Regions from separate parts of the Mus musculus genome. Here region 1 is linked to region 2. The links are chromatin contacts, found by POLR2A ChIA-PET in ENCODE. All regions are on one chromosome and are shown on one strand. Each heading gives the region's core, a stretch centred on a gene start or an enhancer-like site at or near the end of the contact. The rest is flanking DNA. Distances are from core to core; before and after follow the strand shown.

What was found. ChIA-PET counts read pairs that join two places held with the same protein, here RNA polymerase II (POLR2A).
Region 1: POLR2A ChIA-PET joins it to region 2 with 23 read pairs in embryonic stem cell. The contact joins the enhancer-like site here to the promoter of Nsa2 in region 2. POLR2A ChIA-PET finds 5 or more read pairs at or near these places in 4 of 5 experiments (Patski and embryonic stem cell).

The regions. Positions count from the first base shown.
Region 1 is chr13:97,173,913-97,181,053 of GRCm38, forward strand. Gfm2 (G elongation factor, mitochondrial 2) reads left to right here. Exons shown (of 21, transcript NM_177266.5): 20 at 950-1,132; 21 at 1,688-2,539. The coding sequence ends at 1,825. It overlaps Hexb (hexosaminidase B), which reads right to left. Exons shown (of 14, transcript NM_010422.2): 10 at 5,432-5,504; 11 at 3,968-4,142; 12 at 3,144-3,234; 13 at 2,885-2,989; 14 at 2,419-2,677. The coding sequence ends at 2,617. Among named protein-coding and RNA genes, the nearest start is that of Hexb, 21 kb to the right of the region's middle. Within about 2 kb of position 3,005, at least 1 of the 3 ENCODE cell types and tissues checked has a DNase peak (open chromatin) inside an H3K27ac peak, as active enhancers do.
Region 2 is chr13:97,136,630-97,143,270 of GRCm38, forward strand. Nsa2 (NSA2 ribosome biogenesis homolog) reads right to left here and starts at 1,297. Exons shown (of 6, transcript NM_021552.5): 1 at 1,126-1,297. The coding sequence starts at 1,128. Gfm2 (G elongation factor, mitochondrial 2) reads left to right here and starts at 1,308. Exons shown (of 21, transcript NM_177266.5): 1 at 1,308-1,430; 2 at 5,298-5,381; 3 at 6,379-6,463. The coding sequence starts at 5,319.

The DNA of each region.
Region 1 (7,141 bases), core at 1,755-4,254, 39 kb after region 2:
GGCCAAGCATCTTCCATGCATGTGATCACCTGAGTTGTCCTGAGTGTCATGGCCTTCTGCCTCCTGCCTCAGTGGCCCACCAGATCTGATCAACCCCCATGCGGTTTCCCAGTGTGGGAGTACCTTAGCCTAGCACTGGAGAGTAAAGTCACAGGTCACACTGAAGCTTTCAAGCACTAAGTAAGGTTTGAACTGTGTTCTGGGAACAATGGAGAATAAATGTTTTGATCAGTGAAGTATATATAGTCAGAACACAGAAGTGATTGGCATTTGGCACGGGAAAGACAGTCTAGGACAGACAGGAACTAGACGATGTCTGAATCAAGATGCCAGCAACAGGAATAGAAATACTGGTGTTTGCTGGAAAAAGGAAATCAGAGAAGTACATTTAAGCAAACTGAGATCTACTAATGCCATCAGCAAATAAGAAAGGCCAGAGACGTGCTTGGAAAAGAAACTGCTGAGCTAGGCTTGGGGCCCAGTGGGGGACAAGACTGAGTCCTCCGAGATGGGCTGCAGCTACTGCTGGTGTGGAAGCTCTGCAGTGAGGTACTGTTCAGAAGTCTGAAAAGGATAGAGGGCAGCTCTGGGAGGCCAGTCCCTCCCTAAAGGAAGCATTTTTCTCTTATATTTACCCTTTCCCACATGATTGTTTTATCTTGAAAACATGGTCAGGTTCCCTCTGTGGCCGATGAAGTCTAAGATTATAAACTGTAAATACAGAAAGTATTTGTAGACAGTTGTCTTGACTCTTGCCTTTGTTGTTGGCTTTTTGAGGTGCTCTCCTGTGCTGTTCTTTCCAGCATGTGGCCACTGTACAAGTTCTAACTTCTTGGCTCCTTATACAGTGAGCTCCCCAGAGCCCTCTGCTCAGGAATATAGGAATTAGCCTTCCTCTGTCTTCCGTGTACTGGAATAGAAATTTGTTCAGTTTATGAAATCTCTTCAGGCCCTGAAGAAAGCTGACAAACAGGTGCTGGAACCTCTGATGAGTCTCGAGGTCACAGTGAGCAGGGAGTACCTCAGCCCTGTCCTGGCAGACTTGGCACAAAGAAGAGGGAACATTCAGGAAATCCAGACTCGCCAAGACAACAGAGTTGTTCTAGGATTCGTTCCTCTAGCAGAGATTATGGTGAGTTTGCATTTGACATGTACACGTTGTTTACTCTAGGAGATGACCCCGACAGTGCGAGTGACACTGTGGGCATTGGGCTTGGGTTTAGAGAATGCATGCCAAGGTTTCAGCCACCATGAAACTTTGCCTTCAGTGGTGGCTGAGAACTTGGGAACACGTTACTTCCAATCACAGAGCCACAAAGATTAAGGCACAGTGTCTCAAATGTGGTCAGGCTGTTAACTGTCTAACCCCTGCTTCCATGTATTTTCTTATAAATTTTGGGGCCAGCATCCTTCTCTTCCCCACCCAGGCACTTCTGCCCCTCGGATAGACATGAGGGTACTGACTGACAAAGGGGAAGGACAGAGTCACTTACCTCAGAATGCATGCACAGCTCACCTATGCGAAGTTTTTGCCATAGTATTTCCCTTTTCTTTCTTTTTGAAAACCTCTCCCTGGAGGCGGTGGGACTCACCACCACCTTCTCTTCTGTGGTCTAAGATAATCCCCAAGATAAAAAATGTAAGGCGTAAATTAAGTGCAGTAACAAACTGAACTTTTTTTCATTAGGGATATTCAACTGTGCTTCGAACTCTGACATCTGGCTCAGCTACTTTTGCCTTAGAACTGTCTACTTATCAAGCCATGAGTCCTCAAGACCAGAGTGCTCTACTCAACCAGAGAAGTGGCTTGGCCCATGTGCTATAGGCCCTTGGAAACGGGGAAAGCTGGGCCAGTTGCCTGCTTTATTCCCGGCAAGAATGCTGTTTTATTAACTGGCTAGTAAATTGCTGCTTTGGTGTGGAAAGAACTTGACAAGACCCTTGGAGCTGCCATTCTAATTCTGTTGGGTGTACTTTGCTATATTGCACCACAGCTGGGCCCCGGTTATCTCTGCCATCTCTGGTGCTGGGATAAAATAACCTGGCCAGGGCAGCTTAGGAAAAAAAAAAGGTTTCTTTTCTCAGCAGGAAGCAAGGCAATGAGCTCTCAAAGTCCACCTAGTGATGAACTTCCTGAAGCCAAGATACACTGCCTAAGCCTCCCCAAACAGCACCACCCCCGGGAGCAGAGTCCAGAAGCCTGGGCCTGTGAGGAGCGGACCTCGTTTAGACATTTCTTGTTTTACTTTTGAGATGTTCCATCCCCCTGGAGCTGGAATTGTGGTGTGATTACGGAGATCCAGGGCCTGAGCTCGGGTCCTCTGCAAGAGTGATCTTAAATACCTCAGCCTTCTTTCTAGCCTGACATCTCTCTTTTAAACCATTGCAAGATGACAGTATCCACACAGGGCAGCCCTCTGGAGTGCTAGTGCAAGGCTTTTCCTTTTATTTTCTTAAGCTGCTCACATAAAAGATTCAGTGTTTGATTCAGGGATAGAAAGATTCAATCAATAAAAAGATGGTTTATTTAAAAAAAAAACAGCCTAACAAATCTTAATTTACATGATTTCAGAATCAACATGATCATAGCTGGAATGCTGTAGACGTCTGTCACTTCTATATTTTATTCTCATAGTTACAGTATCCAGTATAGAGAGGTTGTGCAGCTATTCCACGGCTGTAGACAGACAACACAGAGAGATATTTTAGATGGTGGCCTCCTGTCTCATGGCACCTTAGCAAATCCTCCCCCACCTTTGCAATGTTTTAATATTCTAATTTAAGCTATTAACTCCCTTAAGATGGCAGTTATATTGAAATATATCTTCCATGGGCTAGTGACAGTGAATGGAAGAGATCCTAGATCAGGAAGGAAGTGTCTCACCTGACCATTCTGCAGCGGTGCACGGCCAGTCGTTTGTAGGCATTTTCTAGGTCAGTGACAGTTTTAGGGCTCCAGAGTCTCTCACCAACAGCGCTTGCTCGAGGCCTGAATTTTAAAATATGCAGTTTCCAAAGCAGTCTAGACTTTTTTTTTTTCCTTAAGTCAACTGCATAAGGAGATTAGGAGCTCTCTCCTGCTTACATGGAGAATAAAAGCCAAGGCATCCTTCAAGCCAGCTGGCCCCACTTTAATTCCTTACCATAATCTTGGAGTAAGGTTAGTTGCATCCACAAATTCTCCCCACAGGCAAGCTTCTCCACCAATAACAAGTTGTTTCTGCTTCTCAGAGCCTGCATGACGGTGGTTAAGAGAGAGATTAAGCTGTACAACCCTGGTTTCCTTTCCAGAGTCATCCTACATCACTGCTCTGTACCCTCCTGTAGGCAGCAGAGCCTTTACTCCCACCCTGGCTCAGTGCTCTTCCACATAATAGAGGATTGTGGTGAGCCTGGGGCGCAGGTGCTTCTCCTAGGGTCCCCCACATTCAACCCCTCCCTGCATTTCCTATTAGTGGTGTTTGAGAAAATACAAGCTTCATTTCAATGGGTTTACCACTATACTTATTCCTTGGTATTTCATAACAAAACAAGAAAGAGTATTTAAGAACTATTTTTTTATAAATATGTATTTATAAAAATATATTTATATTTATTTATTTATTTTTTGATCCTGAAAATGCTTTCTAGAGAAAGTCATAGTTTCTAGTGGATCAATATTTTTGAAACTTTTAATCATATAATCATTTTCTAAAGACTGAAATACAAAAACTATATAAAATAGAATTGCTAGTAAAGGGACCAAAAGCCTCACTTAGGAGTTACGTGCAACGTAGGTGTCTTTCAAAATTAACGCACTTAGACATCTCAGATACAAAGAGCAACTCCATGAAAACAGGGGCAGAATCTAAGGGCCTGCTATGTATTTCCTTCAGGCTACACGTTGTCGCCCTCAGGACAGTGGACAGTGGAGAAGTATCCAGATTAGATTCAGGAGTGGGAGTTACATGACGCTTGCTTTGCTTACCTTCAAAATTAAGGGGCTCAACTTTGTAGTAGTTTTTCCAGTCTTGCCCATAGCTGATCAGGTCTAAGTACCAAGGAGCAGAAAGGATGGCAGGGAAGCCAGAGCCTGTGACTTGCTTTAGCTCATATGAATAATGCTCACTCTTCCACACTTCGACTACTGTGCCCGGCTGAAGCTGTTAGAGGTACGGATTGCAATCACAGAATTAGGTCCAGTAAATACAATCTTACAGGTTCATGGGCTCATGATTGGTAAACATAAATTTCTAAGATCTTAGAGAAATCATACATCCTTTTTTTCTTGATCAGTGCCATGTGCTATTCACATTAACCTTTAAAGTTGGATATTTAACTTTTGACTATAGCTAATATTTCAGAGATGGGTAAGATTTGCACCTCAAATCTATTTCTACCACAGCAATATTCTACTTAACCTTGAACCATGAGACGTCACCAGCCCCCTAGAAAGGTAACAGTGGCAGCTGGGCTTGTAAGAAATAATTTTGTCAGAAAAAAATACTTCTTAAAAGTATATATTGATTTACCTATTTATTGTGTATATAGCATTCTGCCTGCGTGTAAGCCTGCACTTTAGAAGAGGGCATCAGATCTCATTACAGATGGTTGTGAGTCACCATGTGGTTGCTGGGATATGAACTCAGGACCTCTGGAAGAACAATCAGTGTTCTTAAACCACTGAGCCATCTCTCCAGTCCTGATTTTACATATTTTAAAACCACTTTAACATTGTTTTTAAAAAGCTCATTTGTTGTGTTTTGCTCTTAAAAACCAAAAGGAACCTAATTCAGATTACTTCAACTCGTGAGACAGCAGGAGTTGGGGAAAGAAGAGCAAGTTGTTTATAGTACTGATGGAGTTTGGTATCTGCATAGTATAATGTGTGCATAAGTGTGCAGGGGTAGGGGTGCCGTCTTGCTCTGATCACCTGATTCTCTTGAGAAAGGCTCTCGCTGAACCTGAGCTATGCTGGAGGCTAACAAGTCCCAGCAACCCTCTCGTCCCAGCACCTGGTGGTCTTTGGCTTTCAGGCACACACTAGGCCATGCTCGGCCCTTTTTAAAAAGTTTGTTCTTGACAACGTATGTATATGATGCATACTGATGAGTTTCTGCCTTGACTCTCCCTCAGTCCCTTCAGCTGGCTGATGGCTGATGAGTTTTAGTTCCGTCTGAGTCTGAGTGCTGTACTGGTGCTGCCTGTGGAGCTGAGAGGATCACCAGGGGGTGCATAACTGAAGTAATGGCCCTTGAGTCTGTCTGTAGCAAACAGTTCAGCAGTGAACAGTGAGCCCTCCCACCCCACCTCCGTCCATCTGTCCTGACTGCTGACAGAACATTCAACTCTGAAAGCCAGTGCTGGGGCTCACAGTCAGGTCCTCAGGCTGACACAGCCCTCCCACAGAGCCATCACTCCGGGCCTGAGATGGAGTCTTCGCGGTTCTTACCTCCACCTTATCATCAAAAACTTCTTGCCAAACAATGGAGTTCTTCTTTAAGGATGAAATAATTTCCAAAATCCTAACATTGAAAAAATGGACAGTTATTTAGGATCACAAAGTTAACACTCTTAAAACATACGTGTTTTCTACCAAGAACATGCAGTGTTGCAAGGTACCATATCAAAATATTATATGGCTATATAGAACCAGCTATGTTGTGTAGTCCAGGTAGCAGAGAAAGGTAGGAAAAGGGGAAGGGACATGGAAGATGGAAAAAATTCTTCAACCTCAAGACAACTTGAGAATATGTCTTGCTGACTAGACTGAAACTGCACACACAAAGTTAACTCCCTTCAAACACTACAGGCTTAAAGCACCACAGGCAGGCTCCGTGCTTGGGATACATGTCGTGCCCTCCTGCATAGAAGACTTAGTTCGCCTCTTTAAACAACGTGGCAGAGTTCTCCAGTCACCTCCATAGCCACCACTCTGCTTGGATGCAGCTCCTCTTCCTTCTGGTTAAGCTCAGACTGTCTCAGTGTGATTTACATGACCAGAGGCCCCTCGGGGAGCGCCGCGGGGTGCGCAGCCCCAGCGCTGAGCTCCCTTCCCTGGGTTTGTGACACATCTTAATAGAGCAGTGCCTCTCAACCTTCCTAATGCTGCAACCCTTTATTATAGGTGACCCCCTGCCATAAGATTATTATTGTTGTTACTTCATAACTAATTTAGCTGTTGCTATCAGCCATAATGTAAGTATCTGCTATTTCCAGTGGTCTTAAAGGGGTCACTACCCACAGGTTGAGAACCACTGGTATAGAAGAACCAAGCAAAGCTGGGTAGCAACGCATATAGCTCACCCTTTGGAACCTAGCACAGCAGAGGTAAGTCCTGCTCTCTGGAATAGGAGAAGTGGTCTCAGACTCGCATAAAACTGTCCCAACAGAACTCTAATCTCTTGGGTTTCCAAAGGTTTCTTGGAAGAAAGGAAACTGTCACCTAGCCTGTCGTGTCACATCAGCAACATTCAGCTGTTAGCTGGCACAGAATGCAGTTAGTCAATGACAAACACTTGGAAAGAAACAATATCACACAAAAGCTCAATAGGAACAGTGTGAATGAACTCTGAGCCCTAGAAAACCAGTTTGCAGCCAGCTTTTCTCTGGCTAAGCCAAGAATGGGTTTTAAAATCTGCAATGCTTTCTTTTTTTCTTTCTTTTTAAAAAAGATTTGCAACTCCACATGGCCCATGGCACTTAAGGGCGGTCTGGTCCCTATGGGAAAAATGTGCCAATTCCCGCAGAAGAGCACTGTCCACCAAACTCCCGGGAAGTGCTCTGTCTGGATTTTCTAACAAGGCAGCCACCACTTGAGTACCAATCCCCTGGCTGTGGAATGCTGGAAATGTAGCTGCAGCTAGCTGTCTTCAATTCTGATCAATGCCAACAGGCATGGGTAGCAATGGTAAGGAGCAAAAGAGCTGCTCCAGGTCCTGTAGGACAAGGGGAGTGAGTCCTAGCACCTGGATAGTGCAGGAGAGGAAGGGCAGCCAGGGCTCGGAGCTGAGTTCTCAAAAAGCAGCCAGCTTCTAAATGCAAAATGCTCAGCATTATAAAGAGAACAGGGTACAGCGCTGCCTCCTTTAGTGGGCATTCGTGGCTCCACTTTTGTAAGGGGTGGAGAAGATGAGAAAGTAAAGCAGAGAACTAAGGCACA
Region 2 (6,641 bases), core at 47-2,546:
AATGTTATTTTTCTAAAACACAATTTACATAAAACAAGATTTGCCAATTTTAGTTGTGGGTGTGTAGTTGTAATTCCTGCCCAATCATAAATTTCTGTATCCATTATATTCAAGATGGCATATTGATTTTTCCACCCCAGAATGTTCCTTTGTGCTACTCTAAGGTCTTCTTTTCCCATCTTCAACCTTATATTTGTATGGTTTACTCTGCCCAGTGAGTAGAATCTACAGGACACACATCCTTTTGCATCTGGCTTTTTTTAACTAGAATATATCCATTTATGTCTACCAGCTCTTAAGTACTTTATAGCACTTGGCCATATCCCAGTGTGTGGATATAAACTCATTTCTTTATCCATTTACCATATGATGTATATCTGGACTGTTCATTTTTTTCCATTGGTGATTAGGAATAAAGTTGTAATAAATATAGATGAATTCAGACCTTTGCTTGGAAACTGTCTACTGCTGTGTTATCTTCCAAAGTTGGTGTATTATTTTGCATGTTGTCAGTACTATATGGGATCCCATTTGTGTTTTAAATTGTTTCATTGTTAACAATGAAACTGTAGTCAGCATCTAGTTAGATTTGAACCCTCAAAACCAACCAACCTAATAAACAAACAGGCACAAAACCCAGCTCAGAGATTAAAACTAGGTAACAAAACCCTTATGGGTGTTGTTTTCAACTGCTATCACATAAACTTTGCAGCAACTACAAAGAAGGTTTATGGCATTCCACTTTGAAGAGAAACATCCAGTATAATGAGAATGGCAGGTCTGGTAATTCATATATAAAGAGAATGTTTTGTTCCGCAACTCATTCGCTGTTTGGCTTTTTGCAAAGAATATAGTATACTGAGCATTAAAACGGTGTGATGCGACTATAAAGTTATTATCACAAGTCTCAACTGCATTCCATTAGGTTGGCACTGACGCCACGGTAGCAAGATCAGGACTTTTATAGTGAACTCTTGTCTCATCCCAAGATTTGTGTTCCGGGTCCAGAAGCTGCATCTCACGCCAAGGCATCTCAGTTCCGCCTACCACGGTCCTCTCTCCCCGACAGCCCAACCACGCTAACCCCAGGCCCTTCGTCGCCCGCGTCCGAGGAGGCCTCCTTACCATGATGACAGCCGCGGAGCACCGGTCCGCGACCTCCCGGGTCTCAAAAAACTCTTAATTTCTGGATGTCACTGGTCCACGAGCCTGCCTCGTTCAGCCCAGGACGGGAAAGGGTAGTCCTTTAAGAAGGCCGAGTGGAGCGCAAGCGCCGCACAGCAGTTCCGTGACGTCTTTCCGTTCCTAGGCAGATGGGCGGAAATTGACAGCAGGAGAATTTTAGCTGAGACGCCACCGGAACTGCTTAGAGGGCGGAAGGTGCTTATGGAGCTTTTGTAAGCTGGGAGATCCGCGGGTTCCTTCTGCGGGTATGAGGGTGTCTGAGGTGGTGGGATGTGGTACCGTGTTGCCGGTTCCTCTCTTACTCCCCGGCGGACACTAGCAGAACCAGCCAGGCGCCCTGTGCGTGCCGCGGTCTTGCTGGTCTGCCACTGCTGACCTCGTAGCTGCTACTGACAGCGGGTTCCAGACGAGCACTCCCCGGCCTCCGGGCCCCGTCTGCCGGGTCACGGACGTGTTGCTTCATCCATTATGGAGGGCGACTGATTTGTTAGTCTGTTTCTGTCTCTCCTGTTGCTAGCGGATGCACAATTGGTTGAGATATGTTATATGGAAAATAAAACTACTGGCCAGGCCAGGAAAGCAAAAGGTACTTGGTTTTTGTGGACGCCCAGGACTTTCCCCCTAAGCTCTTGAGAAATCCTGTGTAATTAAGGGCAGTTTTTACCTTTTAGAAATCTGTGTGGTTTTTCCACCTTATTATTATTATTTTTTTTTTAAGATTTATTTATTTATTATATGTAAGTACACTGTAGCTGTCTTCAGACACTCCAGAAGAGGGAGTCAGATATCGTGATCGGATGGTTGTGAGCCACCATGTGGTTGCTGGGATTTGAACTCCTGACCTTCGGAAGAGCAGTCGGGTGCTCTTACCCACTGAGCCATCTCACCAGCCCTTATTATTTTTTTTTTTAAATGTGTAGTGCGTACCTGGTGCCCTCCGAGGCCAGAACAGGGTGTTGAATCATAAAAGATGGTTGGGGGGGCTAGTGGTTGCTGGGAATTGAACCTGGTCCTCTAGAAGGGCAGCCAAACTTAACCTCTGAGCCATCTCGTCAGTCCCCAGTTTTATCCTTGTACTGTAGTCACAGAAGTTCACTAGCTCCAATTTGGAACTACCAAAATTGAAAAGTACATCTCAAGAAGCCCTAGCACTTGGAGTCAAGCTGTTGCTTTTTTTTTTTTTTTTAAACATCCCTTCCTTTTTTGATGTTTTCGAGATAGTGTTTCCCTGTGTAGAGCTGGCTGTCCTGGAACTTGCTTCGCAAACAAGACTGGCCTCAAACTCAACAAAGGTCCGCCTGCCTCTGCCTCCAGAGTGCTGAAATTAAAGATGTGCACCACAACCGCTGGGCTTCAAACTATCATTTAAGTCCCCATAGTATAATGTTTTTGTTTGTTTGTTTGTTTAAATCAGAGCTAGCGCTGATTAGCATTCGTGTATTTTCAGGTGCAGTAAATTACGCAATTTCTCAAGCTAGAGTATGCTCCCTCTTCCCACATTGACTCCCTTACCTACTTTAGTTTTTTTTTTAGTTTTAATTTCACAGTTTTAGTGAAGCCTCCCTTGACACCATAACTGCTCCATTTCCCTTCCTTTCTGCAACATCGATGACAGTAGGATGTTGTATATTTCAGCCCCTCCCCCTAGTAGCCCTTGAGTTGGCTAGAGTCTGTGTGAGCACAGTCGTTGTTGTTGTTCACTGCTTTAGTTCAAATACTCCAAAAGCAATTTTAGACACACTTTTTATTAAATATGTGGGTTTAATTCTCATTCAGACCTGTGCTGTCATAGATGAAAGACGGAAACTGAGATTTCTAGTGATGTATCCAAGATTTCAGAAGACCCGAGAGTCCAGCAGCAATCTTCTAGTAGTAAAACATAGATATATTTAAAGACTCATCCAGACAGGAAATAGATGTACTATAGGCGTTTGTCTCGATGGGTTTTCAGAGCACACGTATTTAATCAGCTTCCGGATTAAGAAATCCCTTTAGCTGAGTCTGATTCCTTCTCTCTCTCTCTTTTGTTTGTTTGTTTGTTTGTTTTTCGAGACAGGGTTTCTCTGTGTAGCCTTGGCTATCCTGGAACTCACTCTGTAGACCAGGCTTGCCTCAAACTCAGAAATCCGCCTGCCTCTGCCTCCCAAGTGCTGGGATTAAAGTCTCGCACTACCTGGCTTGATTCCTTCTCTTTTCCCAGCTGTCACTACAGTCACCCTCACACACACGGTATACATTCATAGGGACACATGTGCATAAAAAAGTTTTAAATCTTTTACAATTCCTTGTGCCTGAAATAAGCTTTGTAATAAAAATAAGATTAGCAGCTTGAGATCTTCCATTGAGCATAAAGAGGAGAAGCAAAAGTCGTAGTTAAAGGCTGTGTTAAGAACATTTTACCTAAGGCATACATCATACTTTTGCAGAAATGTTACATGTGATACAAATTCGAAATGAAGTGTGTTATTTCGGAGACATCAGTACATGATAAATATTGTATGTAGACAATACATTTGGGATACAATCTAGAAACATCATCTTTTAGGGAGGGAAGATAGAATTAGTACAACAGTAGGAACCTAATTTAAGGCCGTTTCCACTGGGTGCTGACAGATCCCCTTTTCTATGTTATGTCTCAGCAACATTGTTTTTCCTCAAGACAGGGTTTTTCTGTGTAGTCCTAACTATTCTGGAACTCACTCTGTAGGCCAGGTTGGCTTCCAACTCAGAAATCCGACTGCCTGTGCCTCCCAAGTGCTGGGATTAAAGGTGTGTGCCACCATGGCAGGCTGATTACAGTAACATCTTAAATTCTGCTTACATAGGAGTACATTTTATGACTGTTCTTATGTGTCACATCTTTTTTTAATGTATTAAACTATTAACATGACTAAGTGTATTTCATTTGTTTATTTGTTTGCTTGACTACCAGTGTGAAAACACATGCATTTGTGCATAGAAGTCAGAGGACAACTTATGACAGTTGGTTGTCTTCACCCTGTGTGTCCCAGGGATCAAGTCGAGATTGTCAAACTTGGCCGCAAGAGCCTTTACCTTTTAAGCCATCTTGGTGGCCTCAATCACGTAGTATGAAAATTCTGCATAACTGATTTAGCATTGCCTCCCGTGACCTAGGCAGATCATTTTCTCACACCTTTGACCTCGTACTTTACGTCCAGGGAAGACTTGGTAAATGTGGGTCTAAGGGCCTGCTGTGGTGCGGAGGTCAAACCCAGGCCCTTGACAGCGTAAGCAAAGGCTACCCCTCAGGCTTAGTAAGTGTTTGCAAAGTAAAGGCTTCTGTATTCACAGGCGCAGGCAGCTTGCTTTCATATAGCTTTTATGTATTTTATTTTCACATATTTATTGTTCAAAAATCAGAATAGATAAGTTTTGTTGTTGATGAGAAACTACCAAGTTTCGTGAGATATCTATCATACTTAATTCTAAATATTTACCTTAAGTATATTTCTGTGTAGTTTTTTTTTAATTTCAATAAATGTACTTTAATTATATCTTGAAGTTTTGTTTGGTTGGTTTGGTTTTTCTTTGAACTGAGTCTATGTATGTAGTCCAGGTGACCTAAAATTTGGCAACCCTCCACTCTCTGCTTCCCAAGTGCAGGGATTATAGGCATCTGCCAAACTCTCAGCCCTTCATATCTTTCTCTAAGAATTAAGATGCCTTTTTTAAAAAAGGGGGACAGTTTAAGCTTAAGTAAGAACTGTGCACTTCATTTAATACAGTTTTACTTTTTCTATTTTTTTGTTTTTTTGAGACAGGGTTTTTCTGTGTAGCCCTGGCTAAAGTTTTACTTTTTCATGATGCATTGTGGTTTTGGTAGGTAAAATTATTAAGTAAGTTACTTCCTTTTTGTGTGTGTGTGTGGGGGGGGGTGTTTTAAGATAGGGTTTCTCTGTATAGCCCTGGCTGTCCTGGAACTCACTCTGTAGACCAGGCTGGCCTCGAACTCAGAAATCAGCCTGCCTCTGCCTCCCAAGTGCTGGGATTAAAGGCGTGCACCACCGCTGCTCGGCAAATTCTATTTCTTATGTGTGCCTTACTGACTTACTTTTTTTTTTTTATTTTGTTTGTCTCTTTTTTTTTCACAGAGAACGTTTTAGAGGACCACGATGTTCACCAAATGGAGGATTTTTGCAGTGAATCATCAGAGAACGTTCAGTGTGCACCTTAATGTAAGTGTTTCTTACCAAAATGGCTGTATTTTGACTAGTTATTTATAACCAGAGACTTCGTATACAGCTCATCATTCCAAATTTGGTTTGCTCAGACTACCTTAATTTAATTGGAAATGCAACTTAAAAGATTTTCTTAGCAATAAAAAGAGCATCTGACAAAATGAAATGCTGTTCTCATGAGGTAATAAAAATGGTGTTTTGGAAGAGGCTGGAGTTTTTTCTCTCTTCCAAAAATGGCAGTACTTCATGCTCACCCTTACACTGCTAACTAAGAGTGTGCCTCTCTCTCTCTGTCTCTCTCTTTCTCTCTCTGTCTCTCTCTCTGTCTCTCTGTCTCTCTCTGTCTCTCTCTCTCTCATTCTGTGTGTGTGTGTGTGTGTGTGTGTGTGTCTATAGGTTGAAATACCCGTGAAGTAACGTTCTGTGCTGTTAAGTCAGGAGATAACATCATTCTCAAATAGTCGCGGTACAACTTTCTGTAGAGCTGTTGGAAGCCAATTTCTGAGGCAGGTTGACACTTGCCTCATGTCTCATGATAGCATCTTCCCTGTAAGCTTTATTCTAACACGAGATCTCTATGTATTTTGTTACCTATTACGTTGATTATGCATTGCAAATATGAGTCTTCAGGTGGAACGCTGCCTTGTGTCACTGGGCTGCTTCTCCCCCAGCAGGAACTCAGCAGGGAGCTTTGGAGAGCCTGTGACCCAGGCCATGCAGGCCTTGTCAGGAGGCTCTCAGGTCATTTTGCTAGTTTAAAATTACTTAAGCAGCATTTTGAGGAATGTGTATTTCCACTGAAAAAGTATATAGAGATTCTTGTTCTGTAGCGGAGGCTGGCCTCAGGCTTACGATCTTCGTGCTTCAGCCTCCTGATTTCTGCGATTACAGGCATGCGTCACTGCATCCAGCAAGAATAGGTGTTTTCTGTTTTCTATGTTTGATGTGTATTGCTAGAGTAAAATTAATGTCCATTTCTCTTTGTCTCTCCTAGACCATGTGTTACTGCAAAATAAAAGCAAATTTAAAAAGATTAAAGACTCAGCTGCCTCTTACAAGAAACTACAGTTCTGCACCAGGTACAGATGTTAAATCCTTGTCCTTTACTTGAAACCTTGCTCTCGCCTTCCTTCTCACATTAGCTTTGGTTGAAGAATCTTGCTTTTCAGAGGTTTGCAAACTGCTTTAACTTGTTGGCTATTTTCATGGGATTATGAGGTGAGAGGGTTTTGGTAGCTGTGAGGCGGATGGTCACCA